Linked DNA regions of Homo sapiens: region 2 is linked to region 1. Evidence: chromatin contacts called from ENCODE Hi-C or POLR2A ChIA-PET data. All regions are on one chromosome and are shown on one strand. Each heading gives the region's core, a stretch centred on a gene start or an enhancer-like site at or near the end of the contact. The rest is flanking DNA. Distances are from core to core; before and after follow the strand shown. Region 1 has its middle 140 kb from the start of LRIG2. Region 2 has its middle 66 kb from the start of MAGI3.

What was found. Hi-C counts contacts between places; a loop is a spot of excess contacts on that map. ChIA-PET counts read pairs that join two places held with the same protein, here RNA polymerase II (POLR2A).
Region 2: a map of Caco-2 shows a loop between it and region 1 (3-fold over the local background). The contact joins two enhancer-like sites. A Hi-C loop is called at or near these places in 4 of 168 maps with a recorded cell type or tissue (Caco-2, Calu3, PC-9 and 1 more). POLR2A ChIA-PET finds 5 or more read pairs at or near these places in 2 of 52 experiments (OCI-LY7 and PC-9).

Annotation. Positions count from the first base shown.
Region 1 is chr1:113,206,972-113,211,617 of GRCh38, reverse strand. No RefSeq gene overlaps it. Among named protein-coding and RNA genes, the nearest start is that of LRIG2, 140 kb to the right of the region's middle. Within about 2 kb of position 1,282, at least 5 of the 41 ENCODE cell types and tissues checked have a DNase peak (open chromatin) inside an H3K27ac peak, as active enhancers do.
Region 2 is chr1:113,322,784-113,327,118 of GRCh38, reverse strand. No RefSeq gene overlaps it. Among named protein-coding and RNA genes, the nearest start is that of MAGI3, 66 kb to the left of the region's middle. Within about 2 kb of position 1,923, at least 3 of the 41 ENCODE cell types and tissues checked have a DNase peak (open chromatin) inside an H3K27ac peak, as active enhancers do.

The DNA.
Region 1 (4,646 bases), core at 33-2,532:
CTCCAGAATCGTTCCATCTACGCCTCTCAAAATCCACGCTGATTCCTGCCTGTGCCTAGACTCACCCTCACTCCCCAGTAGTGGCTGCAGTTTCCATTCAGCTCACCCCGCAAAGCATATCTGTATTTCTAAAGAAGCCCCCTCCAGGGGTGACCACTACTCCCCCACCAGGTGTGTGGGACCCCACCTGGTACCACTCTGTCAAGTTAACAGTGGGGGAATAGCCTACTCAGCTATATCGCATTAATACTTAATTCATTTTACACCTGCCTTGCCCCCAAAAGGCTCTGCAGCTTACCTTTGTAGTACAAGATAAGAAAATGATGAGCATTAACAGGGCTACCACATTCAGCTATGCAGTGTTCACTGCACAAGAATACCCACTGAGGGGAAAATTGGGGGCCCAAGTCCAGCCCATCATCTGCCCACCCGGCCATGCAGCCTGGTACAGGCTACACCTGCCAAGAGAGATGTTCTTTTTCCAGTTTGCATAAGGTCTCCTGTGGGTTAGGGTGAGAGTTAAGAGTAGAATGAAAAGATAGCCAGACACAGTGGCTCACGCCTGTAATCCCACCACTTTGGGAGGTCGAGGGGGGCCTCTTGAGGCCGCTTGATGTCAGGAGCTCGAGACCAGCCTGGCCAGCATGGTGAAACCCCGTCTCTACTAAAGATACAAAAAAAAAAAAAAAAAAAAAATTAGCTGGGTGTGATGGTGCGTGCCTGTAGTCCCAGCTACTTGGGAGGCTGAGGCAGGAAAATCGCTTGAATCCAGGAGGTGGAGGCTGCAGTGAGCCAAGACCGTGCCACTGCACTCCAGCCTGGGCAACAGAGCAAGGCTTCGCCTCAAAAAAAAGAAAAAGAGTAGAATGAAAAGAAAAAGAGAAACAAGGCAAAGCACAAAAGGCGACAAGGTCCTTAGGATGGAAAAGCCCCTGGGCGCAGACGTATTCAAATCTTTGCCCACGTGTGTCCCTCAGGAAAAAGAGAACCCTAAGTGACTTCCAAGATGAGACCCACCTTTGGGCTAAAGCAAAGAAAAAGGGGAACCATTGTTGCTCTATGGGGAAAGATAAGGAGGTCTTTCCGGAAGACATGCCACACCCACAGTTTTGCAGTCTGGCTGCTGTTAGTCTCATTCCTCACCACGCTGTACCTGGAGAGTCTAATCAGTTGAAGCAAATGCTTATGGAGCTAAAGGCGGCACCCATCTCCTCCTCCCATGCTTCAAAGTCATCACCACTAGCTGACTCGCATATATTTACACTGGCCAATGATTGTACCTGGGCACCAGCCCTGCCCTACCAGGTAAGCCTGGAACAGCCTGTTTTCTCAGATATTTCCCTTTGCAGGTTCCTGTTTCTGACTCTGATATAAATTCTGTGGGCGAAAATGAGAAATGGGTTCCACAATGCTACAAGACTCTCAAAACTGAAAAATAAAGATCAGTGGCAATCTCTAACCCTCTCAAACCTGGTCTCTACTTACTGGCTTCCCTACACTCAGCAAAAACAATTAAAACATGTTTTTGCTTTAGGATCCGACAGTCAATACTGCAATAGCATGTCGCTCTGGCTGACTGACATTTTATTGACATATTGATAATTCAGAGCCATTCCAGAATTTAACTCACTAGTGGGACTAGGAAAAGATTGTGACCTCTGCTTACTGACCCAAGGAGCTCAGATTGAGAGCTTGGTGAATATTTTGCTTTGTTTAGCATGTGTAATGCCCAGGAGTAACTATTACAATAAGCCAAATGAATATTACCTCAGGCCCACATCTTTTAACACCCATGAGCACAAGATTATATTAACAAACGGAATCAAGAAAACCTACAAAATTTAACATCAACTCGGCAGCTATTTCTGGAAGGTGATCTATGCCCCTCTCTCACCCCACTGCAGGGTGCATCTGGCTTTGCACTTGAGCTGCCTCTCCCAGGAGCACTGGGGACTAGAGAGGTTCTCACACAGGCCACCTTCCTGGAGCCTGTCCCAAGGCCTCTGTTTCTAACTCCTCGGGGTCTGCAGGCCACCCCACAGCTCTCACCTGGGTGCTTGCCACCTGCCAGCACTCAAAAGCCCAGGGTCACCTCTGGCTGCGTGACAGCCTTTTAACTTCTTCAGGTATTCTCTCAACATCTTTGAGTTTGTTTATGTATAAAATGGGAATCATATTCTCCACCTCATAAAATTCTTTTAAGGTTTAGATAACATATGCCAAGCACTTAAAGTATCTGGCACATTAACAGTACCTCAAATAGTGATAAACATCGTTAATCTTAGGAGAAATAAAAGTGTGGCATGTGGGGGTTACGAGTCTAGGTCCTCTCCTTGGCGTTCCTTCTCTGGGTCCACTAGAATCCCAAATGATGAAGCAGAAAGTGACCCTCTTCCTTCTGCATGCCATCTACTGCTCTTGGCTTACGGCCTGTGTGCTGAACACCTGCAAGGAAGACTGCTTTGTATTCACACCACTGTGGGACTAGAGGCTGAACACAGACTGGAGAAAGGTTTCCAGCTCTTGACCTGGTTAAATAGGTGAGTCTCCTGGAATAGTGTATCTTTATCAATAATGAAAAGCATTTTATACAGATAGGGCATAAGACACACAGCCACTTTTTTTTTCCTGCTCCTAAGAAAGGACAGGAAGCAACCTTTAAGAAGACACAATTTGACAGTAACACAACAAAAACATTAAAGGGTAATAGTTAAACTCCTGTCCAAACCTTCATGCTGTGTCACATAGCAAAGAGAGAAACCAAAGCTGCCGCAATTACTTAGAGGAGGAGAAATGACACAAGTACCCTGTGCAAAAGGAAGCAGAGGATACTGTCAATCAAATGTTCAGGTTGAGTCTATTGTTACCTCTGAAAATTGAGTTAGAAAAGCTTTATAAGACTTCGGAGTCGGAGTCGGAATATGTACTCATTTGCAAACAAAAGTAAATACTGGAAGAGAGGCCACGCCCCTCAGTGGATCTTGACTCTCAGTCCCAAACCAAACCCACATGTAAACTGCTATGGTTGGCCGGGCGTGGTGGCTCACGCGTGTAATCCCAGCACTTTGGTAGGCTGAGGCAGGCAGATCACAAGTTCAGGAGTTTGAGACCAGCCTGGCCAATATAGTGAAACCCCATCTCTACTAAAAATGCAAAAAATTAGCCAGGCGTGGTGGCAGGCACCTGTAATCCCAGCTACGGAGGCTGAGGCAGAAGAATCGCTTGAACCCGGGAGGCAGAGGTTGTAGTGAGCCGAGATTGTGTCATTGCACACCAGCCCAGGCAACAGTGTGAGACTCTGTCTCAAAACAAACAAACAAACAAACAAAACTGCTATGGTCGTGGGCAAGATAATCCAGTAGACTCCCTCAAGTTTAGATTCATACAGGCAATAAGACATTAGCGGAAGGGAAATGGCATGTTCTGAGGCTAGAATGACGTGCATATAAAATGGCCAGTGGGCCACAGGGTAATTTGGAGACATGGGGAGAGGTTGACAGTAACGTGAATTGAGGAACTCACAATGACAGAGGAAGGCAGACAGGTTACACTGCCTCAAAGCCAAAGATCTTCATTCCATCTGACCCCACCACCCATGCTCATGCGTGCAGCGCAGTACTCCTCTGCAGTCCAAAGAACTATAGGAAACCTGTCATGCATGGTAAATACCTTCCTGCATTTGATATGGAGCCTGGGATGTTCCTGAGACCCCTCCCCAAGGGGTGATTTGAAAATACACACTCAGAAAGTAAAGAATAGAAACCAGAGTTTAAAGGCCAAAGACATAGAGGGAAGGGTTTAAGTGTGAAATGACTCTCTAGTCCACAGCTTACTTCCAAGGGGAGTGGTCCTCAGCAGTAATCTCTGCATAAAATTGCAATGCTTTGTGCCCTGATCTCTGAGTGAATGTAGTCCTCATACTCTGCCCGTAATTAGTTTAATGAGAATCAGGGCTCCAGCCAAGGGTAAACACCATGGGCCAAGCATGAGAAATGCTGACTGTCTCTGAGGAGGCTCAGTACAAAACCCTGTTGCTGCAACAGTCAGTTTTCCAATCCCAGTGACAGAAACCCAGCTCAAAGGAGTATAAGCAACATAGGAAATGTATTAGCTCCTGAGAAGAGATGGATCCAGAGGCTCAAAGATTGTCTTTAAGGTTGCCTTTAGCTTTCCATCTCTCTGCGATTTCTCTTTGTACATTGGCTTCATTTTCTCCAGATGATGAAAGTGTCCTCTGTGCCCCTGTACCACTGGAGAAGATGGCTGCAAGCAGTTCCAAGCCATCCTTAGAGCATGTTATCCAAGAGGAGGGCGGAACTGCTCTCCTGTGGCTGCCACATCAATGCCTGAAGCAGACTCTGTTTGGCTGTGCTTGAGTCATATGCCCAGCTCTGTGCCAATCACTGTGACAAGGGCTAGAGAGCTACTCCTATTGGCTAGACTAAGGACAGGGCACCTTCCCTGCATTGGGGGAGGTGAGGTCAGCCCCACCTGAACCACATAGAATGGGTTCCAGGAAGGAAAGTGTGGTTTTATTTCCAAGAGAAGTGGGAGGTAAGCTGGGCAGGCAAAAACGACAAATGTCCTTTGCTTCTGGCAGATAGCAGAGCTCCGTTTTGGAGAAGGGTAAATTGACACAGCTAGAT
Region 2 (4,335 bases), core at 674-3,173, 110 kb before region 1:
ATTCAAAAGAGCATGGCCTCACCAAACAAACTAAATAAGGCACCAGGGAACAACCCCAGAGAGACAGAGATATGTGACCTTTCAGACAGAGAATTTCAAATAGCTGTTTGAACAAAACTCAAAGAAATTCAAGGTAACACAGAAAAAGAATTAAGAATTCTATCAGATAAATTTAACAAAGAAATTGAAATAATTAAAAAGAATCAGGAAGAAATTCTGGAGTTGAAAAAGGCAATTGACATACTGAAAAATGTCAAGATTCTCTATCAGCTAGATTCCCCTTCTCCTGAACAGCTCCTCAGCCTCTCTAGGTTTGCCTCTCTAATCTTAGCAGCTCAGAAAGCAAGCACGAAAGGAAATAAAACAAAACAAAAACCAAACGTTGTATTTAAGGTCAAGGTTTACCGGGGTACCAGTCCTGGCTCTGCCCTATGAGCCACATGATTTCAACCAAGTATGTTGTCTGAATCTTACCTTTCTTATCTGTAAAATGTGGATAATGTGTTTCTTGCCATTTTCACGGGGTTATTACGAGGGCTAGATGTGTTATTCTATATGCAAATGCTCTGAAAACCTAACAAGCAGTATTGGTTTGTTCACTTTTGTGACCCAGCCTGGTGGGTCAGAGAAGTCTTCCTGGAGGAGCAGATGTTGGGCCTGAGGCATGGGGAAGGCAGAGAGTTAGCAAATGAAGAAGGTTCTAGATTGAAGCAATGGTATGAACAAAGCCAAGGAGTTGTAAAGTGGCAGGGTGAGCTCAGAGAACCATGAGCACCTCTGTATTCTCAGCTGAAGAGAGATGGGGAGATGCAGACAGGGCTTGGGTCAGGAGAGTCTGGTAGGTTCACCAAGAACCCTGTGGCCCTGGGGCCATAAGAGCTATGGGAAGGTTTTGGTAAATGAATAATGTGGTATAACAGTGTTGTAAAAAGACTGCTCTCATGGCAGAGTGGAGGGTGAAATGGAGGGAAACCAGAATGAAGCTGGAGGTGCGGTCAGGATAAAGGCCTTAACCAGTGCAAAAAGTGAGGATAGAGAGGAGGGGTGAGGTCAATAAATATTTAGAAGACAAAATTAGCAGCACTTGGTGATGAGTAATGAGTGTCTTTGGATAATAAAAATTGGCAAGTTTGATGATTGGTCCTTGGCAAAATGCTGTAGCCAATTTTTGGAAACAGTAAATGAACATTTCATTTAGAAATTAAAATGGTGGATTAATTTAGCCTCAGAACACATTGACTATGAACAAATCATACCAAGCATGTCTCATTTCCTCTTTACAGAATAGTTATTTTTCCAATATAAAATAATAAATGCTTATTTTAGAAAACTTGGAAATTATCGAAAGCTAGGATAAGAAAAAGTTCTGCTACCCACTAATTAACATTCCTGTCAGTATTTTTCTAAGAAGATCCTTTAACATGGTTGTGATCATTCTGTCCACTAAGTCTAACAGTGTGTGATATTTTTTTCTCTTAACATTACACCTCAAACGTATTTATTTTGTAACAAAATCTTTGTAAATATTATTTTAAATAGATAATATTGACTGTCTATGGATGTGCTTTAATTCATATTTTATGGGATATTTGTTTCTAATGTTGGGATATTTAAAATAATAATTTCATTGATATCTTTATATATAAAGTGCTTTCCATGTATGGGACAGATTTCCTTAAGATAGATTTCTTAAAAATGTTTACAGTATCAAAATATACAAATGTTTAAAACCTTTTGTTACATGTTATCAAACCTCTTTCAAAAAGGATTGCAACAATTTATAATGCCACTGGTATTGTAAGGTTATCCATTTCACAATATCTCTTCCTGCAGAAAATCATCATTAAAAACAACTAAACAAAACCAAAACACTTTGCTAACTTGATTAGTAAAAATGCCAACTCATGGCCAAGCATGTGTGACTCACACCTGTAATCCCGGCACTTTGGGAGAGCCGGACAGGAGGATTGCTGCAGCCCAGGAGTTTGAGACCAGCCTGGGCAACGACACTTTGTCTCTACAAATAATTTTGTCTCTACAAATAATTTTGTCCCTACAGATAATTTTAAAAATTAGCTGGGCATGGTGGCATAGGCCTGTAGTCCCAGCTGGCCTTAAACAGGGCAAAAAGTGAGGATAGAGAGGAGGGGTGAGGTCAATAAATATTTAGAAGACAAAATTAGCAGCACTGGGAGGCTGAGGTGGAAATATCCCCTCGACTGGGAGGTTGAGGCTGTAGTGAGCTGTGATCACACCCCTGCACTCCAGTCTGGACGACAGAGTAGGGGGATAAAAGTCAACTCATTTCATTTTCTTTGTTTTTACAAATATGAATAATACACACATACGGGAGAAAGTAAAATAGTATAGAAAGGCATAAAATGAGAAAGCAAAAATCTCCCCCCTTCCACAACCCCAAACCTACCCGCTTCCCCAAAGCAACCACTGCAAAAAACTTACTTGTGAATACCTTTCTGAAAAAATTGTTTATTAAAGTTTCTAAAATAGTACTAGGTACTATTTATATCCGAGGGTTCTAGGTCTGGAAACCTTTCCATGTCAATGCATATAGTTCTACTCTATGAATATATAAAAATTTATTTATCCAGTTCCCTATGGATTGATATTTTGTTTATTTTCAATATTTTGCTATTGCAAAGAATCCTGCAATGAACATCTTTGAATTAAGATCTCAGTGTACTTGTGCAGCATAATTCCTGGATATGAAATTATTTTCAATCTTACATTTTAAAATGTTTACAGCAATTTATGATCTCACCAACAATGTGTAAATGTTTATTCCTTCACACTCTCACAGATAAGCCTTTTTTATCAATCTGATAGATGAAAAAATGTCATCTCCAGCCAGGCACGGTGCCTCATGCCTGTAATCCCAGCACTTTGGGAGGCCGATGCAGGCAGATCACCTGAGGTCAGGAGTTCAAGACCATCCTGGCCAACATGGTGAAACCCCATCTCTACTAAAAATACAAAAATTAGCAGGGTGTGGTGGCACGTGCATGTAATCCCAGCTACCTGGAAGGCTGAGGCAGGTGAATCACTGGAATCCGGGAGGCGGAGGCTGCAGTGAGCCAAGATGACACCACTGCACTTTAGCCTGGGTGACAGAGCAAGGCTCCCTCTCAATAAAAAAAAAAAAAAAGGTCATCTCAGCGCACACTCATTCATAAATGTTTATTGAGCTCCTACTTTGTGCCAGGCCCTGCTCTAGATGCTTGGGACACACAACTGAACAAAGCAAAGATTCCTGCCCCTATGGAGCTAACATTCTAACACAATTAACAATAAGCATAATACATAATAAATCATAGTACACAAGTAAGTCAGAAGAAGATAAGCTCTGGATGCACTAGAACCTCTGCTTTTGCTGCCTCTGAAACAGAACGTCATGGCTACCTTTGTCACAGCACCACCAGAATGGATTTTGGTCAGTTGCTGCTTCTTAACCTCACTGGTTCTTGCCACGAAATTTAGGACTAGAGTATCTGATTGGTGAAGGCTAGATCATGTGACAGCACTCTTACTGTAAGGGTGGTTAGGAAAGTGAATATATGGAAATTTCAGATTCTTTGCTGAATAGAGGTCTTTGTCTCATAAGGTGGGGAGGAGATTCCTCAAACCCAAGGGGAAGTTCAGTCACTGAGCAGCTAAAAGGAATGACAAATGTCTACACACTGGTGTTTGATTCCCTTTCACAAGTGCCTGGGCAAACCTTAGGGAGTAGAGGTCCCAAAAGTCAAACTAGATCTGGTAAAGTAGGTACCCAGAGTGACCAGGGGCAGATGTAACCTGATGAGCAAATGTAGGTAGAAGCCTAAGGTCAAAACTTAAGGATCATGACCAGTTATTGGGCCTAAGGGAGTAATGCAAATATTACAGGAGTGGAAGCTACATATCCCTGGATACTAGGAAATTTAGGAAGAATATAGAGCTTGCCTTCACGTGTAGAAGTGTTGTCATATGGAAGAGTGATCATATGTATTTTTGGAAACTGCACTGGGCAAAGCCACATTTATCATGTATCCAGCAAATATGTAGTAAGTAACTGATATATACTAGTTCCTGCTCTAGGCAGTAGAAATACAACAGTGAACAAGGCACATAAATTCCTACTGATATAAAACTGGCATGAGTTGGGGGAGTAAATTATAAAAAGAATCACACATTCATATGTATAATATAATGTTAGCGTTAGATGATATGAAATAAAATAGAGCAGGGTAAAATATACAGTCGAGCATGGAGCAGGATAGATAATGCAGCTGGAGAAGGCCTCTCTGAGATGGTAGCATTTGAGCAGAGACTTGAATGAAA